Linked DNA regions of Homo sapiens: region 2 is linked to region 1. The links are chromatin contacts, found by Hi-C in ENCODE. All regions are on one chromosome and are shown on one strand. The core of a region is the stretch at or near the end of the contact, and the rest is flanking DNA. Distances in the headings are between cores, read along the strand shown.

Region 1 (6,947 bases), core at 2,638-5,137:
CAATATTCCAAAACGTTCTAACTTTAGTTTTTTTCTGGGTGATGGGGTCCTGTGTAACTTTTATCTTCTTATGGTTTTCTGTGTTATAATTTTTCTCTAAGAGTTATATATCACTCATATAAATGTATTTTGAAAAAGTGTTTAAGAATAAATTTTAACTAGTCACAAAAGGTCAAATACTATATATGATTTCACTTATATGAGGTACCTAAGGTAGTCAAATTCACAGAGACAGAAAATGGAATGGGGGCTGTTGGGGGCTAGAGGGGGTGGGGAAAGGGGAGTTAGGGTTTGGTGGGCAGAGTTTCAATCTGCAAGATGAAAAGAGTTCTGGAGATAGATGGTGGTGATGGTAGCACAACAATGTGAATGTACCTAATGCCACTAAGTTACACACTTACAAATGGTTACGATAGTACATTTTATGTTATATAGATTTTACAATTTTTTTAAACTAAAAAATAAATCAGTAAATCTTGAGTACAGCCAAGTCTCTGTTATTAGGATTTTCAAGAGGCAAGAGTAAATAAGCCCGGATTTGACTTAGAACACATAGCCCTGAGCCACATCATCCACGTGCCCCCCAGCACTAGAGTGTGCCCTGGGATGAGCGGGCATCTGTCTGCTTCCTGACCACTGGTGCTGGCCACATGTTTCCTGGCCCACTGAGGACAGAGATGCTCTCCAGTCTCTTTAGTAGCATAGAGCTTTCTTCCTCTTTTGCCAATGTCCCTCAGTTTGACTCTCAGATGAAGAAACTGACTTGGTTGCCCCAGAAAAGCATGGCTTCCTTCCAAGCCTGGCCACAGTGACTGCAGGGGATGGTGGGCCCAGGAAAGATTCATGGCTATATCCTCCATGAGCCACAGGTTCAGGAATTTGCCCCCAAAGTCCTTTAGCTAGTAGCTGGCAGAGCCAGACAAGGAAAAGAATCTCACCTTAAAGTCAAGACAAGTCACCTCTCTACTATAAAGAGGAAAAGGCCGGGTGCAGTGGCACATGCCTGTAATCCCAACACTTTGGGAGGCTGAGGCGGGTAGATTACCTGAGGTCAGGAGTACAAGACCAGCCTGACTAACATGCTGAAACCCCTTCTCTACTAAATACAAAAAATTAGCCGGGCGTGGTGGTGCACATCTGTAATTACTTGGGAGGCTGAGGCAGGAGAATCACTTGAACCCGGGAGGTGGAGGTTACAGTGAGCCAAGATCGCGCCATTGTACTCTAGCCTGGGCAACAAGAGGGAAACTCCGTCCAAAAAAAAAAAAAAAGGCTGGGCACGGTGGCTCACGCCTGTAATCCCAGCACTTTGGGAGGCCAAGGTGGGCAGATCACCTGAGGTCGGAAGTTCGAGACCAGCCTGACCAAAATGGAGAAACCCTGTCTCTACTAAAAACATAAAATTAGACTGGCACGGTGGCGCATGCCTGTAACCCCAGCTACTTGGGAGGCTGAGGCGGAAGAATCGCTTCAACCCGGGAGGTGGAGGTTGCAGTGAGTCGAGATCAGGCCATTGCACTCCAGCCTGGGCAACAAGAGTGAAACTCCATCCAAACAAACAAACAAACAACAACAACAAAAAGAATAAAGAGGAAAGAACTAGGTTCAGCAAACAAAAGTCCTTCCTTTGTTCATCAAGAGGCTGCCCAGGACTTTGCCACTGAGAAAGGAGCGATACTCTGGTGCTGGTGGCGGGATCGGAGAACCCCTAAGTTGCAGACCTGTGCCCGAGGGCTGGACTCAGCCTTCAGATGTGTTGGTTTGGTTTACACAATGTTGACCCGCATGGTGTTTGCAGAATTTCTAAATTAGTTGGCAACATTTAAAAATCAGAGTATTTCTACCTAAAAAGAGATTTCTTTGGATTCTTTTGTAGGGGGTGGAAAAGGAAGCTCTTAGGCTCACAGGTTTTACACTCCTATGTGACAATTGGCTGGAAGTGAGCAGCAGCTACTCCTTTAGATAGACCCTCTCCCCTGTCCAGTTCAGCGATTTACCTGCCTGGCCTTGCTGCTCCTTGAGCTGTAGCCCCTCAACTGTACTGGGAACTGCCTGTGAGGCCGCTCTGGTACCTGGCATGATGCTGGCTGGGCTCCCTGTAAGTGCTTGGAAATGCTCAGCCACTATGGGGGAAGCTTGTGATGCAGCAGCTCTAGTCAGTGAGCCTTAACAACAGTCCTGTGACAAGACTTGTGGCTGGGCCTGAGGTTTGGTCCTTACCCCAACCCAGTCAGAGTGCAGCACCCTGGGCCCCAACCATGCTTCCATGCACTATCAAAACGCAACATCCTGCCCATTCTCCTCTGAAAATGTTAAAAGGAAGCCATGCTCTGGAGAACAGATCAATGGTCATGATGCCTCACATCCTGTCTCCAACAGAACTCAATGTTAGATGCTTTGGAGAAAGGAGTAGGAGCTGCACAAAGCACCACGTGGTGCAGCAGGTCCTCTTCTGATGAAGAAGACAGAGAGCAGAAGAGAGGGAAGTTCTTAGCGGTTAATGCTGCACCACTGCAATCTCAGTGGTGGAGGCTGCCAGAGGCTGGTTGAAATATCTAAAAAGATTGTACACAGCTAGGCGTGGTGGCTCATGCCTGTAATCCCAGCACTTTGGGAGGCCAAGGCAGGTAGATCACGAGGTCACGAGTTCGAGACCAGCCTGGCCAACATGGTGAAATTCCTTCACTACTAAGAGTACAAAAATTAGTAGGGCGTGGTGGCACACGCCTGTAATCCCAGCTACTTGTGAGGCTGAGGCAGGAGAACTGCTTGAACCTGGGATGTGGAGGTTGCAGTGAGCCAAGATTGTGCCACTGCACTCCAGTCTGGGTGACAGAGCAGAGACTCCGTCATGGGGGAAAAAAAAAAAATTGTACACAGATGGGGAAAAGGAAGCTTTCCAGGTCCTTCAGGGTTAACAGGGCCAGGAGAAGATGGAGACCAGTGATTCTTACCTGCTGTAGGCACGCTAATGTTATACTGAGGTAAAATAAATAGAAAGGCAGTCTTGGCTGTGACCTGTAAAACAAAGGAAAAGAGTTCCAGTTTAGCTTTTGGCCACATCAAAAGAAACAAGTGGAAGCTGCTAACCGCCCCTTTTACATCTTAGACCCTCAAACCTCTTGACTGAACGGTTCTGCCTAATGCAGAGTTAGCATTAGTTTTTGTTCTATTTTTCTTTAATGACATACCTCTCAATACCTGTACCCTGGGACTCAGATGGTATCTAGACTGGTACTCACTGCAGATGAGATGAAACAAGCTGTGCATGGCAGGACAGGAGCTCACAAGTGAATAGTACAAATTTGTCAGCCATTCGTTCATTCAGATATTTATCAGTTTAGTTCTGTGCATCAGCATTGTGGAAGACAGAAACTAATAAATAAAGTCACAACCTTCAAGAAGGTTAGGACCTAGCTGAGGTTTCCACAGCACTTTGGCTGCCTGTGCATTGGAGAGCAGCCCTGAAAGTCGACACCTGAGCTTCAGAAACAGAGAATTCCAGCTGCTAATTTCACATCTACCTTACTGGGAGGCATGGGGCCAGAAGTAACATCCCACATTCCTGGTTTGTTTATTTCAAAAACTGCCTTTAAAATCTTAGTTGTGCTGTGAAACAAAAAACTGTGGTTGCCACCTAGTTATGAATGGCCAAATCAGTACTGTGACAGTTTAGCCAGCAGGGGAGGGATGACAAAACCTGGGGGTTTGAAGGTTGGACTCAAGAATCGACTACCTGGGTTCAAATGCCAGCTCTGCCATTTTCTTGCTATGTATCTACCAGCAAGTAATCTTATACGCTGAGCCTCAGTCTGCTTGTCCATAAAATCAGGGGTGCTTGTAATACCTCAGCTAGTTTGGGTACTACAGACTGGTGTGGCGCTGGCCCAGCTGCTAGCGTTGTTCAAAGCTCCCCAGAGGTTTCGGATGTGCAGGTGGGCCTGAGAACCACCATCCACACTGTTCTGAAACCTGCAGCAAGGCCAGGTGAGGAGGCAGCCCAGGACCAGGCCTTTCCCAAGGGCCCTCTGGAGACACCTCGTCAATAAAGGGGTGCTGGTTCTTCTCTAACAGAGGTTTGAAGGATGCACATGTGAGGGATAGGGTGGAGGACAAACACACTGGACAGTGGCAAAGGCAGCATGGAAATGAGTGAATGATACATCACAGATGCCCTGTGTTGCCCAGACATGCCAGTGAGAGGTCACTATCCTCAGCTACCTCTAGAGACAACCCTCTCCTTTAAAGAGCAAATCTCCCCACTCCCCTGGTCAACAAGACCCATCCCATTCAGTGGGTGTCATTTACTCTGTACACAGAGATGCAGGACAAGACTTCTCGTGTCTTTGTGCTGCAGCCTTAGACATGTCCTATCAGGCTTGCAGGGAAAAACCCAAATGAGATTAGCTAAGAGGAGTGATAGAAAACACCAAGCCCTATCCGAATATACAGGTCTTCCTAATCCCCACCCTAAAACCTTATTACCTTTGGTCAAGACCTTTTTCAGTGTTCTCGACCTACCTTCCTGTCCAACTGCCTGTATTTTCTTTAGAACAGATGTGCTGGGTTTCAGCCAATATATTCTACTCACCACTTCCTTTGGGGAGTTTTAGCCACTCTCAGTTTGCGTCCTACCTTTCCTATACCCACCACCACACACACACAGCTCTCCTGATTAGAATCTCACACATCCCTTCATGACCCACCTCAATTGTAACCTCTGTGAAGCCATTCCCAGCTGTTCAAGGGGCATGATCTCTGCTTGCCGGATGCACTCTGTGTCATGCTCTGCTGTATTTATCATTTCCATACCCTTGTTCATAGTTCTCATCAGGCTCTCACCTCCTCCACAGTTCTCATCAGACTCCTCACAGTCCCACAGGCAGGGACTGTGCCGTCCCGTTCCCATTTATCCTCGCAGCCCCTCTTACGTAAGGAGCCCAGATGCACACAGTAAGTGCTCAGTAACGGCTCATTGCTTAAGATGAAAAATCAAAAGCCAAGTCAGCTTCACTCAGCTGTACTTATTCCCCCTCTGTCGTGGGAGCTGCCCCCAGTGCCATCATCCAGGCTGTCCTCTACCATCAACGGCCTTCTCTGTGAGACCTTTCCAGGCACTAAGCCACCTGAATCCAGCTCTGCCACAGAGCCCCTCCTGCCCACGCTAGCCATGTTGGCTCTCCCTCTCTGAACTCCACTCATATAGGTCATTCCTGGCCCAACCACCTAACACTTCATATTGTCTGACATGACTCCTCTGAAAATAAACCTCATCTTCTCAGCCTGAAATCCCTGTGAAGGAAGATCAGAGGAGTTGGAAGAAATGAGAGAAAGGAGGAGCCAGGAGAAAGCAGGCAGGCATAAACCAAACACTCTACCCTGCCTAGGCACATATCTCCCACTTGATTTCATTCAAGAAATGCACATGTCTTTTAGAGCACAGGGTGGAGACCTCTGTGGGGCTTGGGTTGTCTGCCATCCATTCTCCTCTCTTAATGGCACCAGGGTTTCCTGAGGGAAGCCTCTCTCCAGCTGTGTGTGGGCATAGGATGTGTGTGGGGTCACTACGGGGGATGGGAGGATGGAGGGGATAGACCCTCTCCTCAGGGCAGGAGCTGGGCCAACCGGACACCCTGCCCTGGGCTCTGGGTCTTGGGCGGGTATGAGGAGGTGCTGCTGGCCCCCACAGAGCCTCCTTCAGTTGGCCAGGGTCCACTTCTAGGACACATTATCATTCAATGGGAAGAGCACTGGTGTTCAACTCCGGCTGCACATTAGAATCCCTGGGGGAGCTTCTAAAATCTCTGTGCCTGAGCCACACCCCAGCCAATTAAACCAGACTCTTTGGGGCATGGGCATTTTGTCAAACTCCCCAGAGCATTCCAATGCGCTGCCAAGTCTGAGAACTTTTGCATTTTTTTTAAAGGAAGATAGACATCTGGTATGTGGGCTCTACATATATTCTTGCCCTCACCCAACATATACAGTTAACTGTCATCATTCACATGAATTATGTTCTCTCAAGTCACTGCAAACACTGAATTAGTGAACACTGAAACCTTGTTCCTGGGAGAAATACAGGGTTAGGTTCCTGCAAGCCTCTGGTCCCATTTTTGTCAACAGATCAATTCATAACCTTGTTTTATGTGTGTTTCTGTTTAAAGACACCTAATTTAACATATATTGTTGATTCATTAACATTGAATTCATGGCCAACAGCGCCATAACTCATGCCAGAATAAAGCTTGTCTAACCACATATGCTATCTCCATGAGGCACATCATAGTCATCCTACGCTTAGGATGCTAGACAGCACTTCTGCATGACAGTTGGGGGCCATTTTTAAATAGTGAAATCACCAAAAAGCAGCAGAAAAATGCAAAAAATGTGGCACTAAAGAGACTACGAAAAGGACATCTGTCTACAGGATGAGAGCCGGAACTGGAGGCAGAGTGTCGCCTTGTTTGGCCTCAACTGGGAATGTGAGTGTTGGGCAACCCAAAAGTGTTTGCAGCTCTGCACATCTCTGTGAATGACCAAAGAAGCTGATTTGGGGGTTACAAATAAATCTCAGCAAGTAAGCGAATTTGCAAAAACAAAATCCACAAATAATAAGGATCAAACGTATCAGGGAAAACCTGAACGTCAGCACCATGAGGGCCAAGATTTTTTTTCTTTTTTAACAACTGTATTCAGGTATAATTTACACAACAAAAAAAAAAAATCACCCATTTTAAGTGTACAGCTCTAAAGCATTTATCTTTATTTTTAAACTGTCTCTTCCTTGGGGAAACATAAGCTGTAGGAGCGTGGGGATCTGACCTGCCTTGATGATCTGACTTGCCTTGTTTGAGGTGCACATCCATGGATGGCTTCAAACTGCCCCAGAACAGAGCGGCACTCAGCAAATGCTTAAATGAACACAGTGACTAAGCAGGAGAGAGTCG
Region 2 (7,504 bases), core at 2,772-5,271, 700 kb after region 1:
GGACCTCGTATAGTCCTTTACTAATCTTAAGGCTTGTCCAAAAAAGATTAAACAAATACACAAAAACAGCCTCCTCCCTCCTACAGTAAACCCAAATAAATCTGATCAGCTTGAAATTATTTCTACAATAGCTCTCACGGCTATCAGGATTTAGTCTGATCTCCTGGCAAAGCCAACCCAGCCCCGCATGAGCCCCCGACCCTCTGCCTCCATCCTTCTCATTCCCCCCGCTGACCCCACCCCCGCCCCCCGCCATGTTAACTGTGAGGTCCTTGACATGCACGCTCCCGCCTCACACCTCCAAGCCTTTCTTTCTCCTGTTCCCTTTACCTCCATGTCTGTCTACTCTCACCTGTCCTTCCACATTTAGTTCCGACATCACCTCCTCCTGAAGGCTTTCCTGCACTGTCTCCTTGCTCACACCAAGACTGGTGCCTCGCCAGTGTGTGGCCATGCATGCTGTCCAGGACTCCAGCACAGGGTTCTACTGAATGGAAACCTTTTTTCTTTTCCTGTTTACTGTTTCTTGTTGTTGTTGTTGTTGAGAGAGTCTCGCTCTGTCACCCGGGCTGGAGTGCAGTGGTGCGATCTCAGCTCACTGCAGCCTCCATCTCCCTGGTTCAAGCGATTCTCCTGCCTCAGCCTCCCAAGTAGCTGGGATTACAGGCATGTGCCACCACACCCGGCTAATTTTTGTATTTTTAGTAGAGATAGGGTTTCACCATGTTGGTCAGGCTGGTCTCGAACTCCTGACCTCAGGTGATCCACCCACCTTGGCCTCCCAAAGTACTGGGATTACAGGTGCGAGTGACTGCACCCAGCCTCCTGTTTACTGTTTCTTTTCTCGTAATACAAAACCTGTCGGATAGTAAGTGTTTAATGTACATTTGATGAATGAATGGTTTAATCAGAGTTTGTTTCTAATCTTGTTTCCAGCCCACATTAGCTTATTCACCTGTGTGCAAAAGTGGATGAGGACAAATAATTGTTAAATCGTTTGCTTGACTAAGAATGTTTTACTGATAGCAAGTTGGCAATCTGAAAATTAGTGGGAGAAGTAGTGATGGGTACTGAACAGACTGCCAACTTAGATTCTGATTATCTGCTGTGAATCATTTCTTTAACCTTTGAAAGCTTTTAAAATTATTTTTCTGGGTATAATAATAATGTGGCTAACTAAAAATAATGAAGATCATGTTTATTGTAGATGTGTGCTAAACATCCATGTTTTCATCCAAGTGCTACAATTGCAACCCCCACATTACCTCCTTTCCCCACTCTGCCTACTCCTAGCATACATGCGGGCATGCGTGCATGCACACACACACATACACACACACACACACACACCCCTAGACTAAACCTTACCAGATTTAGTCTGGTAAGACACATTTCACCACATTTCCAAAGTTATAATGGATCTTGGAAGGGAAAGCTATGGAAAACAGTGATAGAAACATACTTATCACACAGCGATAGAGCTCCCTTTTGATCTCTTCAAACAAGACAAGAAACAAAGAGCGAAAATCATCTGAGAATTCAAAACTGCTGGACTATTCCCATTGCACCGAGTCATGTGGATCTGTGTCAAGTACACAATCAGTTGCAAGTCAGCTGATAGACAGAAAAGAGTTACTTCAGAAAGATAATCTCAGGGAGCTTATTATACTCCCTTTGAAGTAATGAGTCCAGTGAACTTGAACTGGAGACTTGAAGTCTCTGATTTCTGCTGTCACTGGAAAGGAATTACTTTTTCTTTTTTTTGAGACAGAGTCTCACTTTGTTGTGCAGGCTGGAGTGCAGTGGCGCAATCTTGGCTCACTGCAACCTCTGCCTCCTGGGTTCAAGTGATTCTCCTGCCTCAGCCTCCTGAGTAGCTGGGATTACAGGTGCGCACCACCACGCCCGGCTAATTTTTTGTTTGTTTGTTTGTATTTTTAGTAGAGATGGGGTATCACCATGTTGGTCAGGCTGGTCCCAAACTCCTGACCTCGTGATCTGCCTGCCTAGGCCTCCCAAAGTGCTGAGATTACAGGTGTGAGCCACCATGACCGGCCAGGAATTACTCTTGACAATTTTCTATGTAATTTATTGGAGAATGACAAAAGTGGTTGAAAATATTATTAGCTGGAATCTTGGCCTGTGTTGGTAAACAACAGATAAAAAGTTTTAAGGGTGGAACTTGCAAGTCTAATTACACAACATTAAAAATAAGTCTCCATATCAAACATAATTAGTAGATTTCAGATGAACTTGAGGAACTATTAGAACAACTTACCTAAAGCAGTTTTGTTTCTCAGAAAAATGACGTTATAGATCTGGCCTAGAATTTGGCATAGAAACTTTTCCTACAAGGTATAATGAGAAACAGAATCAAAGCAAGAGTCTTAAGACTCAGTCTTAGTTCTAGTTTGGTCTTTGTGATCCTGGCCAAGTCACTTCAACATGAACTTGGTTTTCTATGTCTACAAAGTAAAAGGGTTGGGCTACTATCGCTGCTGTACTACTACTACTGATCTATTTGTGCTGGATTATTCTATATCCAGATAAATGAGGCCAAGTGTTTCTGGCATCACCAACCACCATTTAAACAAATAGCATCCCCTCCATAGGGGAGGAGGCTGCACACATCTGCTGCTCTCCACCCTGAGAATGTGGATGAATTCCAATCAGCAGCCACCACCTGACTGATTTGCCCACAGCCTGCTCTGGGTCCATTGGCTGGGAGGCTTCTGGAGGCAGCTGGGTCATGTCATCCCAACCCAAACTGGTGATGTGAAAGAACAGTCACATGTGTGAGCAGGTGCATAACCCATTCTCAGGAGGGAGAATGGAGTGAAGGAACAGTGGTTTAGGTAATGACTCATTCAGGTTATTCATTCTGTGTGTAAAGCCCAAGGCCCTCCAACTGGCCCTGACCTACCTGCCCCGACTCTTCTGCTTTCCCGACACCTTCTCTGGGCCTCTATTGCCCTTCTCGCTAGTGCAGCTGGCCCCTTGATGGCTTATATAGAAGATAATGTACCTAAGTCATTCGTCACCCCAACCCTTGTGCATAGGTTTTCCTTGTTGCCAGAACCTGGATTTTGTTCAAGGGTGTCCCCAGCCCTATGTGATCAAGTGAAGAACTCTTAAGCTTCATCCCCAAAGGAAAACTGATCACTATGCTCCCATTGGTTATTGGCCTAAGCCAATCACTGCACTCCCATTGATAATCGGTCTAAACCAATAACTGTGCTCCCATTGGTCTAAACCAATAACAGCGCTCAACTGCGCTGTCTGTATGAGATGCTTGCAATGCTGCTGCCATCTTTTGAAAAAGAGAATGATCAGCTGACAGGCTGAGTGAGCAGAGAAATGAAGAGAATCATCTGGGGCCTGAGTGAGATCACTGGGCTGCTTTGTTAATCTACCCTAGATGCTCTCTACATCTTGAATTCTTGTTATGTGAAATTACAATTTTTTTCTTACTGTTTGAGTCAGAAGCCCAAGGTATCTTGCTATTTTTCACACTGGCACACTGGAGAGGCAACAAGAAACCCCAAGTGGGGTTAGTGGAGGAATCAGTTCCTCCACTTAGAAGCCATTACTGAGGAACAAATTACTTCAAAATTTAGTGGCTTGAAATAACAATAAGCATGTATTGTCTCTGTTTCTGTAGGTTGCAAATTTTGGATCTTTTTGAATGGGAAGTCTGGCTTAGATTCTCTCCTCTCATGAGACTGCAGATGGGTGTGGGCTGGGGCTGCCCTAATCTGAAGGTTCAACTGGGGCTGGTGGGTCTGCTTCCAAGGAGGCCCACTCACTTGGCTGGCCAATGGGGGCTGGCTGTGGTGGGAGGCCTCAGTTCCTCTCCATATGGGCTTCACCACATGGTACTTGAGTGTTCTCTGTTTAAAATATAGGTTTTATTAATATTTAGGTATGGCAAAGCCATCAGATCAGGAATGACTGCTAATAAAAAGATAGTTTGTTATGCTCACAGATCTCAAGAGGAAGGGGTGTGTCACACCAGCCACATGGGGAAGTACCAAGATCAGTCAGGAGGCAGAGGGAGCAGAGTGAAAACAGGGGCACAAACTTTTTTTTTTTGAGATGGAGTCTCGCTCTATTGCCATGCTAGAGTGCAGTGGTGAGATCTTGGCTCACTGCAACCTCTGTCTCCTGAGTTCAAGTGATTCTCCTGCCTCAACTTCCCGAGTAGCTGGGACTACAGGTGTGTGCCACCATACCCAGCTAATTTTTTGTATTTTTAGTAGAAACGGGGTTTCACTGTGTTAGCCAGGGTAGTCTCATTCTCCTGAACTTGTGATCTGCCCGCCCTGGCCTCCCAAAGTGCTGGGATTACAGGCGTGACCCACCGCGCCTGGCCAGGGGCACAAACTTTTATTGTGGTTTCTGTGGGAAGGAATGAGTGAGGGAGGGTAATTGGGCTTTGGATTGAATAGTTTGAATCATTTCAGCAGGCTCTGGGCCATACGGGCTATCCCTAGTTGCCTAGTTCCTACTCCTGGGGTGATTAGGGCAGGTGGATAGTGGCCTGGAGGGTGAGAGCCCATAATGGAGGTGGCAGTGTGTGGGCTCTGGATTGATTGGTTTACATTTGTGACGCACCCTCATGGTTGTTTGCTATTTCTAAAAACTGGCTAGTCCTGGGACAGGCATAAAAATACAAAAATAAAAGACATGGTAAATACATTCTCACAGCATGGTGCTGGCTTTGCCCAGAGTAAGCAATCCAAGAGAGCAAGACAGATGCTGCAAAGTCCTTTATGCTCTCAATTCAGAAGTCACATATTATCCCTGCTGAACTCTACACAGACCAGTCCTAATTCAACATGGGAGTAGACTATGCAAATAAATACCTAAGAGGTGAAGATCACTGGGGGCCATCTTGGAGGCTGGGTATTACACATCTGGCAAGTTCCTTGACCTCCAAATGTCAGTGTCTTCACTTAAAAAAGATGGCAATAATATTATGTTACTTTGACTTCTAAGTTGAAAGCGAACAGAAAGTGACTCTGGCTTGCTTAGGCAAAAGAGGAATTTATTGAATCAGTTTTGGACAATTCACACAATAGAAGGGAAGGCTATAGAACCAGGCTTAGCAGAACCTAAGGGAGCTCAGGGAGCAGGGAAAGTCATGCAGGGCAAAGCCTCAGGGTTGGTCTGGTTGGGAAACTGATGTTGACATCAACTGCACTGGCCACCGGATATTGTGGCCAGAGCTAAATGCTCAGCACCACTGCTGCTGAGCAACTCTCAATCGCCTCTGTGCCCTGAAGCTTCCACAGTGTGGGGAGAGTGGAGAAAGGAGGACCAGGTCCCTTCTGCTTCTGGGATTACAGCATATGTCCGCTACAAATATGGGCTTCATGGGATTCACCAAAAATATATGAGCACCTTCCTTGGAAAATCGAGAATGCTCAGTAATGGTTGGTTGCTTAATAGAAAGGAGAAAGCAGATACCGTGGGATGGAATAGAGTGAGTTTGGAGATCTCAAGTTGAGAGTGAGAATAAAGCATGCTCATTACATTTCCAGCCACACTGAGCATTTCTAATCGCACTCTTACCTTGTCTTCACTCCTATGCACATTTGCAAATTCTTAAATTGCTGAGATTTGTACAAATCTTATCTATATACTCTATCCAGTGAACCAAGTTGGAGGCAAGGGAACAGTATGTTATTAAGAAAAGGTAAAGTGAAAGCCTCCTGTGAAAATTGCAATACTGGCTGGGAGCAGTGGCTCATGCTTGTAATCCCAGCACTTTGGGAGAATGAGGTGGGCAGATTAATTGAGGTCAGGAGTTCAAGACTCCTGCTTGGGCAACATAGTGAAACCATGTCTCTACTAAAAATACAAAAATTAGCCAGGTGTGGTGGCGCACGCCTGTAATCCCAGCTACTCGGGAGACCGAGGCAGGAGAATCGCTTGAGTCCAGGTGGCAAAGGTTGCAGTGAGCTGAGATCACACCACCGCACTCCAGCCTGGGCAGCCGAGTGAGACTCCATCTCAAAGCAAAGCAAAGTGTAGAGAAAAGAAAATTGCAACACTAGCCTCTTGGTACCTTGACATGAACCACAATTAACCACACTCTTTAAGTGGTGGTAGCTTCCATTTCTGTCACTGTTACCTTCATAGTACTTTTTTTTTTTTTTTGAGACAGAGTTGCTCCTTCTGCTCACTGCAACCTCCACCTCCTGGGTTCAAGCGATTCTCCTGCCTCAGCCTCCCGAGTAGCTGGGACTACAGGCACATGCCACCATGCCTGGCTAATTTTTTGTATTTTTAGTAGAGACGGGGTTTCACCGTGTTAACCAGGAAGGTCTCGATCTCCTGACCTCGTGATCCGCCCACCTCGGCCTCCCAAAGTGCTGGGATTACAGGCGTGAGCCACCACACCTGGCCCCTTTATAGTACTTCTATCTCAGTTTGAATTTCCAAGGCAAAGCCAGACACCTTTTCTCACAAAGCCTGTGCTCTGTTGTTAGGTGTGGGCATGAGTCTTGCTGTTCAAACTCAACTATTTCATTCAAAGTGACCTTTCGTGGGTTTACAAATTCATTGAGGTTGAATGTGTAACTAAATTCTAAAATGTTAGTTCTAAACTAAGTTCTAAAATGGTTCTAAAAAGTTCGTATGTAAGGAGCACCAGGAGGGCTTGCTGAAACACCAGTTGCTGGGCCCCACCCCTGGAGTCTCAGGTTCAGCAGGTCTAGGGCGAGGTCGGAGGATGTGCACTTCTAATACGTTCCCAGGTGGTGCTGAGGCTGCTGGTCTGGGGGCCACATTGAGAAACACTGACTTGAATGACTTGATGCTGTTGCTGGCCTGCTTTGTAAACTTCTTAGACCCTATCCAGTAATTGCCTTTCTTTTCTTTTCTTTTCTCTTTTCTTTTTCTTTTTTTTTTTTTTTGAGACAGAGTTTCACTCTTGTTGCCCAGGGTGGAGTGCAATGGTGATATCTTGGCTCAGTGCAACTTCCGCCTCCTGGGTTCAAGTGATTCTCCTACCTCAGCCTCCAAAGTAGCTGCGATTACAGGCATGTGGCACCACACCTGGCTAATTTTTTTGTATTTTTAGTAGAGACAGGGTTTTACCATGTTGGCCAGGCTGGTCTCGAACTCCTGACCTCAAGTGATCCACCCATCTCAGCCACCGCACCCAGCCAGTAATTGCCATTCATAAAGAAAGCCAAGATGACACCTACAGAGCAAAATTATGTGATATTCAGGAATAAACACTGAAACATTATTTTGATTAGAATAATAGCTGCACGGAACAGAAACTTAGCTATAAGAGCTTAAGCAAATAACAGTTTGTTTTTCTTACATTCCCAAGAAGACTAGAAGCTGTGATAGGCTGGTGAAATGACTTCACCTCATCAGGGGTCAAGGCTCTTGCTAACTTTCTCTTCTGTCATCCTTGGTAAATGATCTTTGTCCTCATGGTCACAAGATGGCTGCTGCATCTCCATGTATTGCCTCTGCACTCTAGGCA

Evidence for each region. A loop is a pair of places that touch in the nucleus more often than their neighbours do. Pooled maps may share reads with other maps.
Region 2: a loop to region 1 is called in a map with no recorded cell type, with 7 times the contacts of the local background. The contact joins two enhancer-like sites. A Hi-C loop is called at or near these places in 2 of 37 single-sample maps with no recorded cell type and 2 of 50 pooled maps.

The regions. Positions count from the first base shown.
Region 1 is chr6:52,532,829-52,539,775 of GRCh38, forward strand. TRAM2 (translocation associated membrane protein 2) reads right to left here. Exons shown (of 11, transcript NM_012288.4): 2 at 2,955-3,018. Among named protein-coding and RNA genes, the nearest start is that of TRAM2, 41 kb to the right of the region's middle. RefSeq lists enhancers at 4,142-4,191, 4,372-4,461, 4,712-4,771. Within about 2 kb of position 3,888, at least 3 of the 41 ENCODE cell types and tissues checked have a DNase peak (open chromatin) inside an H3K27ac peak, as active enhancers do.
Region 2 is chr6:53,236,935-53,244,438 of GRCh38, forward strand. LOC124901332 (a long non-coding RNA gene) reads right to left here. Exons shown (of 4, transcript XR_007059612.1): 3 at 7,337-7,497; 4 at 7,111-7,210. Among named protein-coding and RNA genes, the nearest start is that of MIR5685, 36 kb to the right of the region's middle. Within about 2 kb of position 4,022, at least 3 of the 41 ENCODE cell types and tissues checked have a DNase peak (open chromatin) inside an H3K27ac peak, as active enhancers do.